Linked DNA regions of Homo sapiens: regions 2 and 3 are each linked to region 1. A link is a loop called in an ENCODE intact Hi-C map of the cell type or tissue named here. Cell type or tissue: dorsolateral prefrontal cortex. All regions are shown on one strand.

Region 1 (8,000 bases):
TGGAGTAAGTGTGCCCAGAGGAGCAAAGGAACTGTTTCATGACTACACAAGTAGAAACGAAGACTGGGGATTTACGCCCAGATCTCCTTGACTCTAAAGTCCACATTTTTTGGTGATGGTTACTAGAAGTCTGGATTTCAGCAGGAGGGAGGGATAGAAGGAGGACAGGAGGGGAAGGGAGAAGGGGAGGGAGAAATGGCTGAGACCAAGTCTTACAGGCAGATGTATGAGTTGTTCACAGTTCTGAAAATCCATAAAACCAAGTAACAGGCCGGGCGCAGTGGCTCACGCCTGTAATCCCAGCACTTTGGGAGGCCGAGGCGGGCGGGTCACGAGGTCAGGAGATCGAGACCATCCTGGCTAACACGGTGAAACCCCGTCTCTACTAAAAATACAAAAAATTAGCCGGGCGTGGTGGTGGGCGCCTGTAGTCCCAGCTACTACTCCGGAGGCTGAGGCAGAAGAATGGTGTGAACCTGGGAGGCGGAGCTTGCAGTGAGCAGAGATCACACCACTGCACTCCAGCCTGGGCGACAGAGCAATACTTCCTCTCAAAAAAAAAAAAAAAAAAACCAACAAATAAACAAAACAAAAAAAGCAAGTAACAGTGGAATTCTCCCCTCTTCAATGCCATGGTACAGACACATAAAATGCCATTTTATTGGGAGGCCAAGGCGGGTGGATTGCCTGAGCTCAGGAGTTCGAGACTACCCTGAGCAAGACAGTGAAACGTCGTATCTACTAAAATGCAAAAGAAATTAGCCAGGCATGGCGGTGTGCACCTGCAGTCACACCTACTCAGGAGGCTGCGGTAGAAGAATTGCTTGAACCTGGGAGGTGGAGGGTGAAGTGAGCCGAGATCGCGCCACTGCACTTCAACCTGGTGACAGAGCCAGACTCTGTATCTTAAAAAAAAAAAAAAAAAAAGCCATTTTAAGATTTCTTCTGCATTTTTGCTTCACACTGGTGCTTCCCCAGTTTACACACACAATCCTAGTTCTGTAACTTCCGGCAGCTGTGAAGGTAGCTTGCTCTGCACAGCCAAAGCCTATCTCCGTGTGTGCAGCAGCCAGGCCCTGGAGACTCACACACAGGAAGAAAGGGCTGGAAAGGAATGCACTAACCAACATGGGTGCTGAGAATTCTCATCGCTGCCCTCCTGAACTCACTACCTACAGACCACTCATGGTAGAGAGACCTCTCAGGATGGCACCAGGCTCAACTCACAAGGAGCCCAGGCTGCCACAGATTTAATTAGAGGGACATGGAATATAAACACTTGAAATCTGTCTTCATTTTCCAAGAGAACACCAGCTACTCATAATCACAATTAGTGTGGTTTCTACATTGGCTGAGCTCCCGACCCACCATTCCAACCTGGCTGCTAATTGAATCCAGAATTTTGATCTTCCTTTTTCTTCAGTGTATGCTATACATAAGCACAAAACTAATCTGCGCCTACTGTTTTCATCACATTCCTCTTCTGCTCCAAAAGGTTGCTATGTTCTTATTGTAAAGACCAATACTACTGGGTTTTAAACACTGAGTATTTCAGTTGTCTGCACTCTAGGTACCTCCTAAAGCCTACCTAACCCTATGCCTACCCATGCTGAGTCCCACGTGAACACTCCAGCAGCAGCCTGGCAGGGCACCTCATTAATTCTAGGAAGTGTTGGCTCATGCAAAGGTCAAGTTCATTTCATGTTTTACCCTGCCTGGAGTATCTCCCTCCTGTCATCTATTAAAAAGTAAAGAAACAAACAAACAAAAACTCAGCTATCAGGCTCACTTCAAGTCAAACTTCCTTCTTGAGACTGTTTATGATGGTGACACCTTCAACCCTCCCCTCCTTCTTTGGTGGGTAGTGTTAAAAATCCTCACTTCACGCCTGTAATCCCAGCACTTCGGGAGGCCGAGGTGGGCAGATCACGAGGTCAGGAGATCGAGACCATCCTAGCTAACACGGTGAAACCCCGTCTCTACTAAAAATACAAAAAATTAGCCAGGAGTGGTGGTGGGTGCCTGTAGTCCCAGCTACTCAGGAGGCTGAGGCAGGAGAATTGCTTGAACCTGGGGGGCGGAGGTTGCAGTGAGCTGAGATCGTATCACTGCACTTCAGCCTGGGCAACAGAGTGAGACTCTGTCTCAAAAAAAAAAAAAAAAAAAGAAATTACTCACTTAACAGACTTTATAACATTTTATTATATAAGTCTGTATCTTTCCTTTGCAACAAGATTTTTAATTTCTTAAGGATAGCAACCATGCTTTCATTGCTCCAGACAGTATTTCAATAAGTATTTGCTGACACAGTATCTTTTCTGCTTCCATTGGAGGCAAAACAAGAATGCTGGAAAGTTAATTGCAGAAGGTCAGAATGAGATGATATAAAAAAAATTATTGAGTATTGAGAATTGTAGACAGTTGAGGCCATAGATACTTCTTTTAAGAGGGAAATTAAAATTACAAAGACATTATAATTACCTGAGTGTCATGAAACAAGCCTCAGCTTAGAAAAATTATTAAAGAGAATTGTATGATTTTAGGATTATATTATTCCTTCATTTGTAACAGAAAAGATTTTCAAGATGGCTAGAAACTAAAGTCTGATAATATTTAATTATAAGACTACAAATATATATTGGGTACATACTACAATATTAACTAATCACTCACTAGATGCAAAATTCTTTGCTGGGTGTTTTGCATATATCATTCCACTTAATTCTTTTTTTGAGATGGAGTCTCGCTCTCCCACCCAGGCTGGAGTGCAGTGGCACAATCTCAGCTCACTGCAACCTCCGACTCCCAGGTTTAAGTGATTCTTGTGCCTCAGCCTCACTAAGCCCGGCCAAGTTTTGTATTTTTAGTAGACATGGGGTTTCACCATGTTGGCCAGGCTGGTCTCGAACTCAAGTGATCCACCCACATCAGCCTCCCACAGTGCTGGGATTACAGGCGTGAGCCACCACACCCAGCCATTCCATTTAATTCTTCTAACAAGCCTATGAGGTGGGCACTAATTTTTTTGTTTTGTTTTGTTTTTTGAGATGGAGTCTTGCTTTGTCTCCCAGGCTGGAGTGCAATGGTACAATCTCAGCTCACTGCAACCTCCGCCTCTTGGGTTCAAACGATTCTCCTGCCTCAGCCTCCTGAGTAGCTGGGATTACAGGTACCCGCCACCATGCCCAGCTAATTTTGTATTTTTAGTAGAGATGGGGTTTTGCAACAGGCCAGGCTGGTCTCAAACTCCTGACCTCAGGTGATCCACCTGCTTCGGCCTCCCAAAGTGCTGGGATTACAGGCATGAGCCACCATGCCAGGCCAAAGTGGGCACTATTATTATGATCTTCTTATATGGATCCTAAGACCTATGGAAGTAGAACAACTCTCAAGGTCACACAACCAGAAGTCAGCAGCACGATGGGTTCAAGTTCAGGTCTATGTGGCTGCAGGGTCTAAGTCACTGCCTGGCATGATGCTATTAGGCTGGCACTGGGCACTGTACATTCTCGACCTAGATATCTACTTCCCAAATAAACAGAATGCTCCTCTGGATCTCAGTCTATAAACTTAGAGAGCAGTTCCAGGTAGAAGGAAGTGATGTCTCAGTTTCCTATTTCCACAGATACAGAATATGGCTTTAAAAAGTCAACTACAATTCTAAAGGAACACAATTTTTTCACAGTTTTGTTTGGTGCCTGAAAATTACGAGTAGGTAAGCAAAGTTAGAGCAACAATATCCACAGAACATGGCCAGTCACGTAAAAAAATGCCTTTGAACACCCAGCAGTTTCTATTCTATTACAGTTCTGAGTTTGCCAGACCCCTAATTGCCAACATTACATAATAAAGTGATAGGACCAATTTTTCTTCAAATTGATTTCGGTTATAGAAAAAAGTCCATATGTCTTTCAGAACAATCCTATTGGATATGAGACTACATTTTAGAAATATATTATTACTATTATTAAAAGTGTGTATTATGTATATGTGTGTGTATAGATAGATAGAAAGCTAGGTAGATAGATAATAGACATAAATATAGATAATTTTGCCTTTGGCTTTAGACCCTAAAAAATATAAAGACAAAACTAATTCTAGAAAAAGAAGTCATGCCAGGAAAATGTCATGCAGTAGCCAAGTCTACAAAAATACTTATATGGAAACACCTAACAGATCCTTGACTCCACCATGGAAGATTCCTTATTTTATTAAAATTCTGATATAAAAACTTCTAGTGAAATGCTTTATGTTAAAAATAACTAGCTTTAGTTCCGCTAAAATATAGATTTGTTGTAAAAGGCATATGTCCTTTTAGGATACAATTTAAGAATACAATTTTTGGAAGCTTGGTATGTCAAAGTCAAACAAACCTACCCTTAGGTAATAGATTTTTGATTATATCAAAATTCAGCTGTCTTGGGAGTCTCATTGCAACTCCCACCTTCCACACAGAAAGAACTCTACCTGGCCCCAGCTATAGAGGTCACAGCCATCGGAGGAAGGAAGCTAACAGCGGGGACTGGGGAGTGAGAGGGGGATGGGAAAGGGGTAGTCCGTCCTGAAACTCTTTTGCCATTTGCCAAAAGGAAGGACAACAGAAATCAGAGGGCATGAGAACATTAATTAGACCATTTTCTCTGGCTGGTTGCAAAGACTGAAGCTAAGAAAAAAAAATCAAGCTATAAATGACAAAACCATCCTGAAGATTGCACGGCCTCTGGCTTTAATTTAGAGGGAGGAGCGAGGAAAGGAAAGATGAGAATTAGTGAAAAAGGTACAGATATGTGTTTTCTAAATTAAGAAAATCTCTTAGTTTTCTTCTACATGAATAATGTATATTCAAATATTTTAGTAGGGACATTTTTATTTTTAAAAGACAATTGTGCTTTCCTCCCTATCCAAAACCCACCTAGATCCTCAGACTTAGAGCTCCGGGCTGTGTTCTTTTTCTGCCACCTGGTGGAGCACGCACACCGGTGACAGTGATGACCAAGGGGTCACGAAGCTCCAGGCCTACGGAGATACCGCTCAGAGATCCACTGTCTCATTAAGACAAATAAGACTCTGACAATATTTGCAATGAATTAATTGGCTAATTTCTCATCAATGGCCTTATGACAAAGAGGAAGAATTGAGCAGGTTGAGCAACGCCGCTTCAGGGGCGCTGTGTTCAGTGACATGGTGACAGGGTGGGACACTGACTTTGGCACCCCCAGAGGTTGTTTTCCAATAAATGTACTTGCTACATCTTTCAATCCTATAAGAACCCTAGGAAGAGAAAGTAGTATGTCACTAAAAAATCTCATCTTTATAGCTATCACGTTTGTTCTCTGCATTGTGACCTTTGAATTAATCCCAATTGTTGTTTTTGTTTTTGTTTGACAGAGTCTCACTCTGTCACCTAGGCTGGAGTGCAGTGGTGCAATCTCAGCTCACTGCAACCTCTAGCCTCCCAGGTTCAAGCGATTCTCCTGCCTCAGCCTCCTGAGTAGCTGGGACTAGAGGTGTGCACCACCATGCCTGGCTAATTTTTGTATTTTTAGTAGAGATGGGGTTTCACCATGTTGGCTAGGCTGGTCTCAAACTCCTGACCTCAAGTGATCTGCCCACCTTGGCCTCCCGGAGTGTTGGGATTACAGGTGTGAGCCACGAGTTTTTTTACTAGCATGGGATTTCGAGTCAGCCTGACTTACGCTGAGACTCAAGCATACAGTAGCTAGGAGGTGAGGGGAAGGTGATGACCTCTTGGAGCTCTCACTTAAAATGGAAATAAGGATGCTTTTCTTGCAGGTTGTTGAACAGGGATAAAGGTATATGAAAGCTAACCAATAAACCAGGGGCATTATTCTTGCTCTGATTCCATTAAAGACACCAGAAGCAGCTCCCTCCGTGTTGGGGTCATCTATAAGGCAGATCATCACCAGGCTCCAGGTATCTAAGTGCAGAAGCCGAGCCTTCAACACAGACTATCATGGCCTGAGCTTTGCTAGCTTGTTCAGCAAACTCCTGTGCCAAGTTCCTAGAATCTGTTTCCTCCAAATGCTGACTGATGCAGTAAAATATTAACACAATACGTTAGGCATCAACTGCTTTTAGAGTTTCGAGTTTTACAAATTGATATAAGATGGAACGAAATATCTATCATCTACAACAAATTCTATTGTTCCCAGAAGGGGCAGATAAATCTCAAGGCATAATTATAGTCCTGCCTGCCATGACCTCTGAAGATATATATCTGCTTGGGAAAGAATGGGATAATTCCTCTTTACTGAAGAATATTTGGGTTTCTATTTAAAACATACTTTTAATGAAAAATTTGTATGAATACTTTATTTTTGCAACTTGGGCCATCTTTGCTTTCTTTGGGCTTCACTTTTCTAATAATCTAACAGAAACTATTGGTCACAATTTGCTGAAGATCCACATGCGTCTTCCCTTTGTCTAAAGCCCACATTAAATTAGTTTATTCGAGTTTGTTTTCCAAGGACTTGCCTGTATTCTAAGCTGAGTAGAAAACAGAGAGCAGCAGCTATAAACGCTCATGCTGTGATTAATGCTCACCTATGGAAAAATGCTTTCTAGCCACTCCTGCTGTTAAAATTTGCTTGGGAAATGAGGATGCCTCAACCTAGATATTCACAGGAGCCTACATGACACTATCTGCAGCACAATTCAGTTTCTTTATCAACCTTTCCTGAGCACCTCACCTTTGCAAAGCATGACAGTAGAAACCACAGAAGACAGGAAAGAGAAACATGAGGTGGGGAACAGGAAGGCCAGGAGAAGGGAATGAGAATAGGGGAGGGAAGGAGGAGGGAAGAGGAGACGAAGAAATAATGAAGATAAAACAACAAAAAATTCTCCTCGACAGACTTTCCTAGTTCTGCAACCATTTTTCATCTGTGTCTGACTCAACATGTGGTTTCACCAAACCCTAACCAATGTCTTTTCTGCTCTGGGTTCCAAAGGTGAAGCTGATCAGGCATCTGAGGGTCGTGTGGGGGACGCCTGCCCAGCACTGAAAACTAAACTCGCTCCTGCTCTGGACAATACATTATTGAGAGACCAGATGAGGTTAGCAGTGCAATGTGAGGTCATGAAAGAATGAAGCCGGGGGGCCCAGTCAAAAGCAGGCACTGAAACCCGGCCCTGGGAGCACAGCCAAGCTCAGAAAGGACAATAAAACAAGAACAACACGCCGCTGAAACCCCCTCGGAGTGATGGGTAGAGCAGCACTAATACCACTTGCCCAACCCATTCCCAATGCACTGCTGAATGTCTGACCAGAGTAGTTTACCGTAATCCCATAGATATGTTCCAGATTTGTCTCTGATGACATGTGGTGGGCTGAGAGAGGCTTCTATTCTGCTAGTGTGGGTATAACCAGGAACCCTCGTGGGAGGCCAAGGGCCACCTCACCTTGCCTGAGAGGAGGCTGCAGGTGATTACAAAGCAGAGGGGAATGTCCGGCTCTGAAGAACCTCCAGGGTCAACTGCAGGAACCAGCACAGGAAGAGGGCAGAGTTGCTCTAGGAAGGGGGCTTCACAAATGGGGAAGTGAGTGGACTCAAGTGACCCCCTGACATCCTTAGTGTCATTATCTAGGGAGAGTCCCAGAGGTGCCACGATACCAGCACCCTTGGCTGTGAGAACTGGAACGCCATTTCCCGCCCTAAGGGTTAAACAGCTCGTCCATGTTCTACCCTTCACTTTGCCCTGCATATTTCTAATTAAAAGAAAGAAAAGAACACTCTTACCCATGAGGAATTTTGCTCAGGACGTAATATCCAGTATACGAGTGTTGATATATCTGCAACAGACAAAAAGGAAAAAAGGTAGGCATTGAGACAAAGGCTGTTACGATGATATTTTTCAAATCACTGTGAATCCTAACAAACATCAGTGAACCAAAAGCAGCTAATCCCAACACCTGGAGACAAAGTCTTTTATTTACTTAGGAAGTCAATTTGCATATCCTGTTTATTTTATTTTCAGCA
Region 2 (8,000 bases), 150 kb before region 1:
TGGAGCCCGCTGGGGGAGGCTGTCGGCGGGGTCTGGGGAAAGGCAGGGCCCCTCCTCTCTGAGCATCAGCTGCAACGAGGAGGACGCTCACTTAGGTCACAGCGGTGAGCGCGGATAAAGGGAAGCAACACTCAGTGAACTGCGGACGGCGTCCAGGTGCCAGGCACGGGGCGCCTCTGGCAATTCACGGATGGGTTCGGTCGGGTCTGCGGCAGCGCCTGCACCAGCCACGAGGTGGCAGCCACGCCGGAGCCGGGACTCTGCGCCGCGGGCTCCCCGCAGCAGCTGGGCGGCCGGTCCCCAAGTCCCAGGCCCGAGGGCTGAGACGACTCTGGCGCCACCTCGGGCGCGTCTGACCATCGGTTCTTCACCCGTCTCCCCTCCACCCCCACAGCCCCGCGTACCTTCGTGCAGACCCCCGTGGTGGCGTCGCAGAGGGTGAGGATGGACACGTTCTGCGCCCGGTTCAGCCAGGTCACGGCGACCTTGGTGCTGGTGGCCCACTTCACCATGGTGATGTAGTACTCCCTGGAAACGCCAAACACAGCATGAGCAGCTTGGCAGGACCCCCGCACGACAGAAGCCAGGGGACCGCCGACCCCAGCCCTGGACACGACACGGGAGCCGGGGGCCGGAGCCAGTGGTGACACAGCCAGCCTGCGAGCTTCTGAAATCTGGCTTATAAAGAATCTGCACTGGCGCGGGACTCTGAGGGGCCGCCCAGTCATTACCTCTTGCTAAATAAACCCAAAGACACTGGGAGTTGCATGTCACTGCGTGTGGCTGCCCTGGGGGTGAGGGGTGTGGGGGCTGCTCCGTGGGTTTTGAGGTCTCGTCTCTCCAGCTGATGCCTTGACTTTCACACCGCAGTACCAGGCAAACGCACAACTAACCACCTGACCGGGCAGCGAGGGGTCCGGGGAGGCGGGACAGAGAAAGAACCGGAAAAGGGCTGGCGGGAGGCCCCAGAGAGCGACACAGGGTGAGAAGCATCCCAGCCTGGGCTGTTGAAGGCTCCATTCTCTAATTCCTCCTCCTTAAAGATAAAATACCCAGGGACACTCTCTAGCTAATTAGGGAAATTGGTTCATGGCTCTGGGCTTCAGGCGAACTTGGTTTGATATCTTAAGGGTCATGCGCCTGATTCTGCCCAAACCTGAAACTACCACAGGCTCTGTGCGGCTCTCTACTTAGCCCGAGGGGTACCGGGGCTTCTGGGAATTCATCCAGTCACCCAGAGCCCTCCAAAAACCAGATTAAAAAAATACAATTTTACATTTAAGAGGAAGAAGAAAGTGTTGAGAAAATTAATGCCCCAAAAAGACCATCCCCAGGTGAATCCCAGAATGTTCTAGAAGCCAGCTAATGCGCGTTCAATCATTCACCCCTTCTCTATCTATAATGAGATCTACTGTTCAGAATGATTACTTTGTGGTCTTACAAGATCTTTTATCACTAAAGACAGCAGTACATTCACTAGACAATTCCTGGCGAGCCAGAGAGCGACCTCACTACACTTAATAATTATTTTAACAGAAACGACTATAGCCAGATGCCTTGGCTGGAGCCTCAGTTAACCAGGAGATTCCAGTGCCACATCTCCCCCATTTCCCACAATTAAAACTTGTTAATCAAGGTTCTTAATAACTTGACCTAAATCAGGACCATGTGGCAAACAGAAGGAACAGCGGCAAGCAGGTGAGGGCCTAAGACAGGCGGCTGCTGGCGCATGGCCAGGAGGGGAGGTCTGCAGCTGCCCACTGTGGTCATGGGGAGTTCCTGAGGACTGGGGTGGTGAGGAGGTACATAACCCGTGAACACAGGAGGGGCGCTCAGCTGTAATCCAGCTCTCGTGCCTTTCAACCTGCTCCATTTCTGTGATGTCTGAAACATGGTTGCTTTTCTTCCCACCATCTGCTCCCCATACTGGCCCGTCCTAGAGCCTGGCCTGCCCCAGAACCTGGCTTGCATGTCCACAGGGACCATGCCCTCCCCCCTGCTCTCCATCCTGGCCCTGGCACTGACAGGTGGCACATCCTGCCAGCAACATTCTACAAAGGTCCTGCTTTGCTGTTTCATGGCCCAAAGGCAGGGACAGGCATTTATAATGATGGGATTTGGTCATTATTTACAATCATAAGAAAAAAATATATGTCACTTTTGTCCTTAAATATAATTCAACGTCTCTGCCTAGCCCTTGCTTTACATAGAACACTTTTATTTTTTAATGATGTTGTAACTGGTCTTTGAGTCCACACTGGAGGACGCTGAAGCGTGTGCAGGGAAACTGCCATTTATAAAACCATCAGATCTCATGAGAACTTATTCCCTACCATGGGACGTGTGTGAGAGCCACATGGGGCCTGTGGTTGCAAGATTCCATGTCCACAATGGGGGCAGTGGCGAAGCCACAGGGTACCCTGCACTTACTCTCTCAGCAAACACATTTCGTCTGCATGCAATCAAGAAAGAAAATGTAAGGTCTCCCGGAATGACTATTTTTTCCCTCTATGTCCTTCATGCTAATTAGGAAGAATGCTGCTTTTGTTCTCAATTGTTGGAAACATTCATTCATCCTATGCTTCTTTCTGCTTTTTATAGTGTTCTTTTGTACAAATAATCTTCATCTAGGCCAAATATGACTACACACTATTCTTAGTTTTTCTATTTCTTAATTTGGAAGTGAAATGTTATAAATGAAAATGAGATGGATGCAAACTTTCTCTTGATGCCTCCAGAACAAATCGTGCTGGAAATGTCACTAGGCTGAGTGCCACTGGATGGAACCAGGGGGCTGGGGTGTGCAGCATCAACAGCAGTGACATGGCCCGCGGAGTCACAGTACTGTTCCTGCTTAAAGCTCTTGGCCACAAAACGTGGACACACAGGGACAAGCCTGCTTCATGGCTTTAGAAGGAGGCAAGGATGTGTTACTCTGGTGTGGTTTGTTATTTTCTAGAAGTAGCCACCACACTGTTTCTTTACTCAGAGCCTGATATGGTTTGGCCATGTCCCCCCGGCAAATCTCACCTTGAATTGTAATAATCCCCACATGTCAAGGGCGGGGCCAGGTGTAGACAATTGAATCATGCGGGTGGTTTCCCCCATGCTGTTCCCATGGTAGGGAATAAGTTCTCACGAGATCTGATGGTTTTATAAATGGCAGTCTCCCTGCACACGCTCTCTTGCCTGCCACCAGGTAAGACACCCCTTTGCCCTTCTTTCGTCTTCCACCATGATTGTGAGGCCTCCCCAGCCATGTAGAACTGAGTCTATGAAACCTCTCTCTTTCTAAATTACCCAGTCTCAGGTAGGTCTTTATTTTATTTATTTATTTTTATTTTTATTTTTTTGAGACAGAGTCTCACTCTATTCCCCAGGCTGGAGTGCAGTGGCACAATATCTTGGCTCACTGCAACCTGTACCTCCCAGGTTCAAGCGATTCTCATGCCTCAGCCTCCCAAGTAGTTGGGATTACAGATGTCTGCCACCATGCCTGGCTAATTTTTGTGTTTTTAGTAGAGATGGGGTTTCACCATGTTGGCCAGGCTGGTCTCAAGTTCCTGACCTCAAGTAATCTGCCAGCCTCGGCCTCCCAAAGTGCTGGGACTACAGGCATGGACCACCGTGCCCAGCCTCAAGTATGTGTTTATTAGCAGTGTGAGAACTGACTAATACAGAGCCCCAAGTAAAATGACCAGTTACATAAAGTGAGTGCTAGATCATCTCTTTTTTCCCTCCCTCCCTCCCCTCCCCTCCCTCCCTCCTTCCTTTCCTCTCCCTCCCTCCCTCCCTCCTTTCCTCCCTTCTCTTAGTTTGTAATATGAGGCTGTTGCACTGAGGAAAAATATAATTGTACTAAAAATTAGGACAGTTAAATGTGGACCCACTCTGCCTCGTGGCTCATCCCTGGGTTGAGGGGCAGAATGTGGCTCACCTCAGAGGCCTGAGAAAGCCTTGGTTCTACAATTAATTCTATACGGTGCTTCAACCCTCAGTTTCTTCATTTGTGTAATATGAATTTTTAAAGCCTGGTGGCACCCTTAGAGATGTTATGGTGATGAAATACAGTGTGAAATATTTTTAAAAACCCAAAACAATAAACACTATTAATGGAATTTATAAAGATTATATAATAAGATTTCTTTTTACATACATGCATCCATAAGGGCTCCACCTCTATGTAAGGAAGCCGTGATTCTCACATTTTGGGCAGTTCTTTGCCTCTTCTAATCCTGTTGCCATTTATCATAAAGCTTTTGGGCCCCTTGTGCCGACTTGCCCTGAGAGCTTGATGTTGCCTCATGACCCGCATAGCAACATCTCATCTCTAGTCAACATTTCCTAAGTCCATGAGTTGCATCAGTGACTATACCTGGTGCCAAATACACTTGATTTTTTATGTTTTTTAGACGGAGTCTCGCTCTGTTGCCCAGGCTGGAGTGCAGTGGTGTGATCTCAGCTCACTGCAACCTCCGCCTCCTGGGTTCAAGTGATTCTCATGCCTCCGCCTACCAAATAGCTGGGATTACAGGTGCCTGCTACCATGCCCGGCTAATTTTTGTATTTTTAGTAGAGACGGGGTTTCACCATGTTACCCAGGCTGGTCTTGAACTCCTGGCCTCAAGTGATCCACCTGCCTTGGCCTCCCAAAGTGCTGGGATGACAAGCATGAACCACTGTGCCTGGCCCCAAATACATTTTAGTTATTTTCTAAAAATCAAGTCGGTGTACGAGGGTGAAGCATCACCACCAACAGGGCAATCTTGAAGGCGTTCTAGCAGCTTTCTGGGGACAAGGTAGGCACCTTGCGAGGCAGCGACGCTTTGGACAAAGGGACATTCTTTTGCTCTATAAGGTTTGTAGTCACACTTTTGCTGCTGGAAGGGAAAATAAAACATTTACTTGCTCACAAACAGCACACCATACACCACATCGAGTGTGGACTCTCCAGACAGAGGTCTCCAGCAAGCAGTGGTGCCTGGCCGGCAGAGGGAGACCTTTACTAACTTTGTGTTATCATGTCTAAAGAGACACACAGAAATGATGAAAAGTCACAATGCCATTAGAAATGAATGTTGAAAATCTCTAACTGCAACACAGATGGCACTGGTGAAACCAGACAAGGTCTTGCCCAGTTTCTTCCCTGTAGGGAACAGGGCAGCCCCAGCCATGAGAACGCAGAAGGAAAAGGTTTTTCTCTTCCCCACTGTACTATTCTTCCCTCAGAAATGCTGGGCTCACACCAGCCACAGATTTGGAAAGTCAAACCTTTGCTAAATGGGTGTTAAGGAAGATTGTAATTTTCCATGTGTACTAATTTACATAGAATGTCAAAGAAAAATTCTTAAGAAGGTAGAAAAAAAAATGTCAACTCAGCCCAGACGATCCATGCCAGATGCACATGGGTTAGACTGTCTTCCAGATTTACACCGGAGAAGAGCTCAGTAGCACCTAAAAAGTCAGAACACAGAGTCAAAGGTGACTCTCACCCTTTGTCTGTGGCCAGGTATCAGGTGTGGGAGGCATTCTCCTTCCTGAGGTGCGGAACTGTGAGGGTCAAATGGTGCAGAATAAAGGAAAGGGAAGTCACACTAAAAATAAAGAGAACAGAATTCTAAAAGTCCAAGATAAGATCAAAAAGGGAGATGAGGGGGCTGCAAGGAAACTAAAACTAAAATTAGAAAAATTTGGGTCAGGAAAATTGAGGAAAATGTGGGAGGTTCTCCCACAAGGCAGAGGAAGGTGACATGGAGGTGTAAAGAAGAAGATGAGCCTTCCTACCGGCTGGGAAGAGCAGTGCTTCTACAGAGAAACCAGAGTGGCTACAGACACGATAACCAAAGACAAAGAGGACGAAACTTCTGTGTAGGAAAAAAGACCCGAATGTGAAGACTAAAAGGGATTTCCCACATTCCAGGGAAAATAATGAAACATCTAAATATGTTGTGCTAGAACCTTTGAGTTATGGGAAAACCGAAATTCCACAATAATCTAGTAATAAGGAAATAAGTTTTGACAAAGGATCAAAATTTAGGCTGATCTGAAGCTTCTCCTCCTTTCTGTCTATTGCTAATACTTAATGTTTAATATTTCAATGTGTTTTTTTAACAACCAATATATTTTTGTATTAAAGTGTATCTTCTACTTTTTTTTTTTTTTTGAGGCAGAGTCTCACTCTGTCACCCAGGCTAGAGTGCAGTGGCACGATCTCAGCTCACTGCAACCTCCACTTCCTGGGTTCAAGCGATTGTCCTGCCTCAGTCTCCCGAATAGCTGAGATTACAGGTGTGCGCCACCACGCCCGGCTTATTTTTGTATTTTTAGTAGAGAGGGGGTTTCGCCTTGTTGGCCAAGTTGGCCTCAAACTCCTGACTTCAACTGATCCGCCAGCCTCAGCCTCCCAAAGTGCTGGGATTACAGGGGTGAGCCACTGTGCCCGGCCTTATCTTTTACTTGAATATATTCTACACTGACTTATGAAGGCAACTCAAAATTAATGGCTCAAAATTAAAAACTCAACATGTAAAAAAAAGTAATCTCTAAAATCAGTTCATCCATAGCTAGTTCTAAACTACTATCAATTTGATGATAAATTCAAATTAAGTGATAAAAATAATATAAAGAAATACTGGGCAAATAGTTTGTAGGATCATAAGCATTTAGTAAATTGCAAAAAGAAGGCTAAAAACAAAACATAGCAGCATTACACATGATGAAATGGAAGGATATTATTTAGAAAAAAGGAATAGAAACACCTATGTTTCTGGAATAAGAGAAAAGACATGGTAAAGTTTTCAAAATGGTGATCAGTTTGGAAAGAACTGAATTTATTATATTTAACCTTCATAATGGCAGAGACCATACCCACCTTATTCATTTGTACATTTTTTAGCACCTTACATAGGGCTTCACACATGGTAAATACTTAATATTGGTTAAAGAAATGAATTTAATTTTAATAGCAAACCAATGAATTTCTTTTCAGTAGAGAGTCAAATAAAATAATTCTGAAGTTCGCATATAAGAAGAAATAGATAGGTGGTTTTAAAAAGGAAGCATAGGGACAGGGGATTTATTTTTTAAAGTTGCTAATAATAAGCGTATTTCTGGAACCACCTGACATCTGACTGAGGCAACCATCAGTAGTGGACAGGCACCTTTAATGCACACTGGTTTGTATGATAATTTTACATTTAATAAAGATGTCATTCCAAATCAGTAGGGAAAGGAAGACTTCCACAATCGATGGTGTTGGGAAAATGGCTTAATCATTTTTTTAAAAAAACCCAAATAAATGAAGAACAAATATACATTTCCAGAAAAGAAATCTCAAAGGATAATTTATCAAATTTCTCACAGTAGTTACCTACGGGTAGTGTGATGTGCAATGACAAGGGATTATTATTTTCCATACTGCATAGGTTACTTTTTAAACAAGAAGATGGTTATTAAGAAAACACTGGAAGTCTCCAACTTAAGTTAGTAGATTTATCACATTAGTTTGTTTTCCCTCCAGAAACCTAATTGCAATGATAATAAAGAAATAAAATATATGTACAATAATAAAGACAACAGGGGAGGGCTGAGAGATTTCATGTTTCTGGAAGACAGAAAGTAGATAGAAGGGTCATGAGGGATGAGTCAGGCTGGAGGGCACAGCAACCTGGACACTTGCAGAGCTGAAACCTCAGAGAGAATCATGGGGACTCAGAGCTCCAGGTAAAGCATCGTATGAGACTCAGAAATGCAGTTCAAACAGGAGGAACGATTGAAAGTATATGGATGAAACGGTGATAAGTGAAAAGAAAACACACACATAGATATATTATTTCAAAATTCAAAAAGCTTTTGGAAAGAAAAAAGGTGATTTGCAGAGGAACAATTATCAGAAGTCTATTCTCACACTGCTGTAAAGAACTGCCTGAGACTGGGTAATTTATAAAGGAAAGAAATTTAATTGACTCACAGTTCTGCAGGGCTGCAGAGGCCTCAGGAAA
Region 3 (8,000 bases), 100 kb before region 1:
GAAGTGGTAGAGGATCTTAGGCACTTATTCAGAGGCAGAAAAAGTGTTCTATTTTTTTTTTCTAACATATGGGTGTTTTCTAAGAGCAACAACACTAGGAGTCAGCTACACTTCGCGAGTGCCTAGTAAGTGACTAGCAATGCTAGACTAACACAGTATGGCGATTCGCACAATGACCCCACAAGGTCGATGCTGCTAGTTCCATCTTACAGAGGAGGAAACTGAGGTCTGACAGGTGAATCAATTTGCTTGAGTTCATACAACCAGTAAATGGTGGAGGTAGAATTGTGAAGCCAGGGGTGTTAGACTTCAGAGCTCTCTCAGTTTCCACACTACCCCATTTCACTGGGCAAATCATTTCGCTTCTCAGAGCCTCTGTACAATTGCAGGTTTGCAACCTTCTAAGAGCCTATGTTTTTTAGATCCAGCTTTGAAGTAAAGCAGTACAAGGCAGACAGCATTGGAATGCAAATGAAAATAAATTAAGTGGTACAGGGCCAATTAAAAACCAGCTCTTCAATGAAACACTGTGGTGAGATGAACTCTTCCCTTAAACGGAGCAGACTGGATAGGGAGATGCTACTGCTGAAGGGTGATTACTCAGAGTGAGCTCATGAGGTCTCCATGTTATTTTCTGAAAACCAGGATTTTCTTTCCCTTTCATGCTGCCTTCCTCCAATGTTTTTATTCCTGGATGATCCTGCATGATTGTAACTGATATTATCAGCTACGAATGGTCCCCTCAGCCCTGGGAATAAGCAGGAGGTAAAAGACATAATTCCAGTTATAGGGTGCTTATACTTGAGTTAGAGAAGAGCTTGAACGACTTATTTTCTATCCTCTTAGGGAGTTCATTTCCAAGATACAGACAGTATATTTTGGTCGTGTGTTGTAGGATCAGATGCTTCCTTGGTTCTCTCAATGAATCTTCTGTTTGTTTTTGTGAAATAGTTGGCAGGAAATCTCAGCTTCTTTTTATAGTGAAAAGCAGCAGTCACAGTGAATACTCTTTTGCCAAAATCTAAACAGCATAGGGAAGTTGAAAATTGAGTGAACCATTGCTGTGATCTCTTTTCTCCTAATGCTTTTTGGGTGATTGTGGTCCAAAGCAAAGATGCAGAAGTAACTCTGGCTGCCAGAATTGCTCTATGAACAAAATAATCCCAGATAGAAATTTCTAGAAGCTTAAGAAGCATTTGCTGGTACTTCTGGTGGGGATTTCCAAAACAGAATGGTACAATCAAGCTGGGGGTGAGGGGTGCAGACCTCACGATGGAAGGACTTTGTCAACAAGTCCCCACCTCATTAGGTGTCAAATAGACCAAGGAAGGCCGGCATCATATCAGTGCTGTGTCCTAACCTCAGCATGGAGCTCCCCTCTTCTTATATGGCAGGGCTTTCATATCTTGGTCAAAGGATCAGAGGAGGCCCTGGGGACTATGCGGGAAATCCTAAATCTTCTAAGTAGACAGTCTTTTTGTGCTTTTTCCAGGTTGTGTCTTTGGAACTCAGAGGCCCAATGACATGTCTCCCCACAAAGAGAAGACCCAGCTCAGCCATGTCCCCTTTCTGAAATCCTGGAATGTTGTCTGGCTTCTCTTGAAGACTCATGTATACCCTGAACTTAGTCTTTCTACAGTCTTCTTTTTTCTTCTTTCCTTGATAAATGAGGCAGGACCAACAATATTCATAACCAATCAACACCCTAGCTTTGATGCCAATGCTATATGCCCTGCTATGGCCTGGCTTCCTGTCCCCTCCAAACTTCGTGTTGAAATTTGATCCCCAATGTTGGAGGTGGGGTCTAGTGGGAGGTGTGTGGGTCATGGGAGGTGGGGTCTAGTGGGAGGTGTGTGGGTCATGGGGGTGGATTTTTCATGAAAAGGTTAATGGCCTCCCCCAAGGGTGAGTGAGTTCTCGCTTGATTTCACTCCTGTGAGGGCGGGCTGTTATAAAAGAGCCTGGCACCTCCTAAACACCCTGTTGCTTTCTCTCTCACTATGTGATCTCTGTACAACCAGCTCCACTTCATCTTCTGCCATGAGTAGAAGCAGCCTGAGGCCTCACCAGAAGCTAAGCAGGTGCTGGTGCATGTGTCTTGCACAGGCTATAGAACCCTGAGGCAAATAAACTCTTCTTTTTATAAATTGCCCAGTTTCAGGTATTCCTTTATGGCAACACAAAACAGACTAAGACACACCCTGTGTCCATTGAGCATTCTAGCCTCTAATGAGATGGGAAGGCCGGGTGTTACTAAGCCTGGTACATTTTTTTTCTATCTAGTTAATAAATATTTACTGAATGCTAGATACTCTGGCAATTCTATTGTAATCTTCCTAGTGACTGTGGATCTGCTTACATTATTTGTTATAAAGGAGAATTTTGAGGCTCAGAGATGTTGACAACTGGCTCTAGGTCACTGGGACGTGCGGAGCCTTGACTTGACTCCAGGTGTGATGTTGAGCCCACTCCACTATGGAGACCTCCAGGATGAGGAGACCAAGCCATTTTCTCAGGATCACAGGACAGGAGAGGGCAGATCCTGGTGAGTCTCCTGATTCCTGCTCCTTTGCTCCTTCCACTACACTGCTGGACCTGGCAGACCAGAGAACAAGACTGCAGTTAATTTTCCATGTTAAACCTCATGCAGTCTGGCAGCCCAGGCTATAGCCCAGCATTTGGGAAATCCATCTGCCTGAGTAATATCAGTATTGCAGATTGTCATCTTTTAATGAGGCAAGATACATATCAAAACAGAATGCAGGCAGCAAGGTCGCGTTTCGGATCATCCTAAATAACACAGCCCCCTGGATTCTGACTGTGAGTGAGTGCCTGGCTGTGCTCCCTGGGCTCCCTGGACCCCTACTGCTGTAGATATTTGAGAAAAATCAAAGCACCCTGAGAAATCTGGGTCCCGGGAAATTGCAAAAGACATAAATAACATGCCTGATAGATCTGTGCTCCGAAATACGTGGCCTCATTCTAAATACAGAAAATCTTATTTATTCCTGCTTGCATCTGTTGCCTTTTTCCTGCCACTAAATATTTTATCCAAGGTGCCGAGAGCAGAATTAAATGGGGGGTTAAAAAAGAAATCAGCGAACATCAAGCCAGAAGGCAAATGGAGCTTTTACCTTGCAAGGCTCGCAGCCTCCTTCACTAATCAGAGCTGTGTTATTTGCATATCACACACTGCGAATCCCCTCATTATCATCAGAGATCTGCAAATTCCCACAAATCAACACCGTGGGGGGCCCAGGGAGGAGGATCGGCTCCCCGAACATGCCTCGGCTGGCCGCCAGGTGGCAGTGTCCCTTCCCGTTCCTTTAGTGGGGAAGAGATGAAGTTTGGGTTTTGACTTTCTATTCCATTGCCTTGATCGCTCAGATTTTCATTCTAGCTTTACTGGCTGCTGACGTGTGGCTTCTCCAAGTGCTCTGAGAGATCAATTCCCCAGTCTTCCTTTCTTCTATACTGGGGGGCGGGTGTGGTGAGAGACAATAAATGCTTCTCTCTGTGGCTGGAGAAATTTAAGTAGGAAAGCTTGGAGAAGCTGCTTTTGAGGGGTGGGAGGCCCAGGCTTAGGCAGGTCCAGTTAACCCATTACACAGGACGCACCGGGAGGATCCAGGATGTGTGGACAACTGGCTGCAAATCCACCTCTGCACCAAGGCCGCTCAGCTGCACGCCATGGGACACAGGGCCGCTTGTCACCATCCCACATAAGGACGGGACAGCAGACCCTTGAACAATATAGGTTTGAACTGCGTGGGTCGACTTATGTGCAGATTTTTTCAACCAAATACATATGGAAAGTACAGTATTTGAGGGATGTGAAATCCCTGTATATGGAGGACTGACTTTTCATATACCTGGGTCCTCAGGGCTGACTGGGACTGGAGTATGTTTGAATTTTGGTAACTCAGGGGTCCTGGAACCAATCCCCTGCGTATATACCCCTTCATATACCTGGGTCCTCAGGGCTGACTGGGACTGGAGTATGTTTGAATTTTGGTAATGCAGGGGTCCTGGAACCAATCCCCTGCGTATATACCAAGGGGCACAGGACCTTTAAACTTCAGCAACAGCAAAAACGACAGCAAAAACAGCAGCAGCACTGATGGCTAATCACCTCTAGCCCTGGCAGACTTTTGTTAAAGCAGGCATTTGAGCAGCTTAACGAAAATTCAGCCTTCTTTCTTTCTCTCACTTCACCACACACTCCGCTCCGACTTTCTCTCTTTCCTAACACCCCAAATGACTAAGCATTATGTGCTTTGGAAAATCGCAGTGCACAAAACTCCATTCTTTTCTCCTGTCCTTGCACCATCTGAATCAGAGGCAGCACAGGCTCATTAGGCTGGAAAGGCAATCTCTCCGGCAGCCTGAAAGGGCCCTTTTACATAGTTTTCAATTCATCTTTCAGCTTTATTTTCCCTTAATGATGGTTTTTCCAGACTCAGTTAAATGCTACCTTGAAACAAAAGGAAGTACTCTATCTAAAGGCCCAGCAGGTGGAAAGAGAAGCCACATCCAAAATGCGCTGGAGATAAAAGAGCTGAGCCCGAGAGATGAGATCAATGGAAAAAACCTCACCTGATGGAAGACTTCAGCTTCAGCCTGTATTTCTGCAAATTCCCACCAAAATCATATAACTGTTTCTTTCCCTTTTATTTCTGGCTTTATCTTCTTTTAATGTGTATGACCATCAAAGGATGGTACGTTATGCTCCCTGAAGAGTCAAAGAACATCTTCCTTTGACTTAGCAGTAAAGGGGAATTTCTGGCTTGCTAAACATTTTGGGGGAGGAGGGACTGGCTCTTAAGGTCTGCCCTTTGCCCGTAAGTCCCAGAGGCTCTTGAGATCCCAAATACCCTTACAGGGCCTCCTAAACACCAAGGCAGCTGGGAGAGGCCACCGTTCCCTGACTGGAGGGACTGCCTGGCCCATGCCCGCCTTCTTTGTCCTGGCATAGAACATTCATCAGAGATGCCAGCGGAGGCCAGAAACTCCCAGTGGCACGATGAGACAGTGGGACAACCACAGATTTTTCTAATGATCAACTTTTTCCCTGAGCTATTTTGCGTCTCCTCCATATCAGGAAATGCTCACATTAGGTCACTTCTTACAGAATCTCAAATCCGAAATGTCGTAAAACAAAAACTGGAGAAAAGATTGGGAGCTATGATCTGGTCCTATCTCCAGAGAAGGAAATTTGGATTTTAGGAATGAACTCTTGAGTTAATGCATTAATGGTTGTTTGGTTTTCTAATTTTCATGTTTCTGCAGTTTTAAATCAGAAGATACCATTCTGCCAAAAGTGTCTAAATGTGTGAAAGATTTGTGCCATGTAATTAGGATGTGGTTCAATACCATCTTGCAGGATATACACTTTGTGAAGGCAGGTCCAGATCTTAAAGCATCTCTGTCTCCCTTGGAGGACCTGGTAGAGGGCTTCGGTGCAGAATAAATGCATGAATCCCACTCGAATAATGGAAGGAAGGAGCTGCTTCCTGCAGGTGGTCTTGGCCTCCATCGGACTGACTGTGTATCAGTTCCTCAAGGGAAGGGTCCCTGTCTTGGACCTCCTTCATCTCCTTCCCTCCCTGCCTCCCTTTCTTCCTCTTTTTCAGGTACCCCGTTGGGTGGGGCACTGCAATCCATAGTGACTCATCCAATCTGGGCGCCCAGAAGGGGCTCGAAATAGGATTCCCTAGTAAATGAGGACTGTGTGGGCCACTGTCAGGTGTTGGAATATCTTCTTGAAGAGATGAATTTTGCTACATGTAAATTTCTTCTATCTCTGCCATGTTTCTGGAGACACAGATGCAGGACACTGGGATGTGGGAGCCACATGGCGGTGGGTGAGGTTTCACCTTTCTGGATGGAGAGAAGGGAGGTAAGACTGTGAGCATGAGCATCTGAGTGGACCCATAAAAGAAGTGGATAATAATGAGGGTGGTGAGCAGAGAAAGAGCTGATCTGAAATCCTTCAGCTGGCCTGGCTGCCTTGTCCTTAGGGTTGGATAGCACCTAAGACCTCCACAAAGTGACACCTACAGGAAGTATCCTAGCTGGGCTCTTCCTTGGTTAACATTCATTAAAAATCCCAATACTTTATAGGCATGGTGTCCACACAGCTGGCCTTTTAAATAAAATAATCCAGGTGCCAGACATATTTATTCCTGCAAAAAGAAGAAGGTGCTGGCTGGCTCGCTTTCTTCCATGAAGAGCTGAAAGGTGCTCTCTTCTTTGGGTGTTTCTGAGGCTCAGGTGCCCATTTCCATCGACTGGATGGAGCTTGGCCTTGCGCTGAATGCACGGATGTGCTGGGGAGGGGCTAATCGTAGGCCTGAGTGGCCAGCATGCAGAGGCTTCACCCTTCCTGGGTTCTGCCAGGTTGCCTGGGCTCTGGGACTTGACTCAGGGTGCCCAGAATCATGAGCTTGTATGGCTGCAGATGATAGGTCTGCATGTCCAGTCTCCCACTCGGTGCAATGATCACTTCAGATAACCCAGACAGAAGAGCATGACCTTCCCAGGACAGCCTCTGCCATTGCTTGAAGGCTGGGGAAGAGCAACTGACCTGAAATCTGACTCCTCGCATCCTCTTCCACTCTGGTCCTAACGCACAGAACGAGTGACGAAGGGTATGTCCTCTCCACGCCTGCAAGTGCAGGGAGCTCTGACGTGGAGGTGAGCTATCTTTGCATTCCCTTACACCTTCCCAAAGATAACCCATAGTAAAGAGAAAAGTTATGCCAATAATGCAAATTTTATAGAAAGAAAAAAATGGGGAGTAAAGGAGACAGAAGACTGATTCCTTTAGGGCAGATAGGTTTCACGTGGGGATAAGGAGAAGGTTTATCAGAATCATCTAATAAAGGTTCTCCCAGTACGCAAATGTCCTGTGTGTGGGGGTGACGAAAGGGGAGAGGAAGGGGACAAAAAGGCCGAGATACCCACGTGCCCAGCCCCCACCATTGCAACTGAGGAGCATTGCTCCCGTATGTTTACTAAGTAAAACCGAGAATTGTTAACTATTTCCTTGTGAAGTTATCTGGCATGGACACAGACTTCATACCATCAACGCTGTGTGCTTATGGCACTGATAATTAAACATGAAAAGGGTTAGAGACGGAAAGGAGTTTAGCATTATCTGGTCCACCCTAGTGATGCTTCCAGAACAAGAAAAAGACACTGAGGCCCAAAAAGGTTAGAATACAGGTTTAGTGAGCAAAAGAGCTAAGTCTAGTTCCAGCTTCTGAGTATCAAATGAAACTCTTTTAAGTACATATTGTCTTGTTGCCTATCTTCCTTCTGGCATTTGCAGCTTGCATTTTAGTAAAACTCTCAATAATAGGGCAAATGGTCTAATGTCCTTAGGTGACTTAAGAAGACGGAAAAAAAAAAAAAAGAAATTAGAGTTCCCAAGGGTGTCAAATATCTCAACCTCAAATACATAAGTTTCATTAGGGCGCTATAAAAAAAGGTAAAAGTGTGTTTGTCCTAATCTCACAATGAAATGCATAATTTGAAAGATAGAAAAATATAGTCACTGAACATCCTAAGATATTTGTCACGATCTCTCAGGAGTAGGTCATTAATTGTAAGGACATTTCTCAAGACCAATGAGAATTCTTCCTGTACCTTTAGAGAACATTCTCCCTTTAGATTTATTACTGATTTTTCACAAGACCAGCTAGATCACCTCTTCATGTTGAATTAAAATACTCAATAGCCTTCCTAAAATATTAACAAAGCTTCTACTGGATTTTCAAATGTGGATTCAGCTTTGGTTCTGAGAACTAGAGGTTTGCGGTTAACCTGTTTCAGTGCCACACAGCCACGCTGAAGCCGCCCCCACTGTCCTCTGGGACACTGGGGTTTCTCCCATGCAGTTTGAGGGCTGTGCATTGGGAACTGCATTCATCACTTCACAGGCTCCAAGGAGATGCCAAGAAGGAAGGGAGCTTATTGCAAGGTGCCTTATTGCAAGG

The links. Hi-C counts contacts between places; a loop is a spot of excess contacts. Peaks named below come from ENCODE experiments on the same cell type or tissue, not always from the same donor. Only the 100,000 strongest peaks of a DNase experiment are listed, where the experiment ranks them.
Region 2: it touches region 1 in a loop (7-fold over the local background); 5 of 110 quality-filtered maps call a loop at or near these places.
Region 3: it touches region 1 in a loop (2.2-fold over the local background); 6 of 110 quality-filtered maps call a loop at or near these places.

What each region holds. Positions count from the first base shown.
Region 1 is chr7:154,637,634-154,645,633 of GRCh38, reverse strand. DPP6 (dipeptidyl peptidase like 6) reads right to left here. Exons shown (of 26, transcript NM_130797.4): 6 at 7,761-7,813. Among named protein-coding and RNA genes, the nearest start is that of PAXIP1-AS2, 290 kb to the left of the region's middle. In dorsolateral prefrontal cortex, a CTCF peak has its summit at 4,964 (motif pointing left); a DNase peak (open chromatin) is centred at 4,973.
Region 2 is chr7:154,786,607-154,794,606 of GRCh38, reverse strand. DPP6 (dipeptidyl peptidase like 6) reads right to left here. Exons shown (of 26, transcript NM_130797.4): 11 at 405-528. Among named protein-coding and RNA genes, the nearest start is that of PAXIP1-AS2, 140 kb to the left of the region's middle. In dorsolateral prefrontal cortex, CTCF peaks have their summits at 230 (motif pointing right), 4,790 and 4,992 (motif pointing right); DNase peaks (open chromatin) are centred at 2,806 and 4,986; H3K27ac peaks cover 5,038 bases.
Region 3 is chr7:154,739,716-154,747,715 of GRCh38, reverse strand. The region is part of intron 8 of DPP6 (dipeptidyl peptidase like 6); the gene reads right to left. Among named protein-coding and RNA genes, the nearest start is that of PAXIP1-AS2, 180 kb to the left of the region's middle. In dorsolateral prefrontal cortex, CTCF peaks have their summits at 879, 3,094 and 3,299 (motif pointing right); a DNase peak (open chromatin) is centred at 3,295; H3K27ac peaks cover 5,863 bases.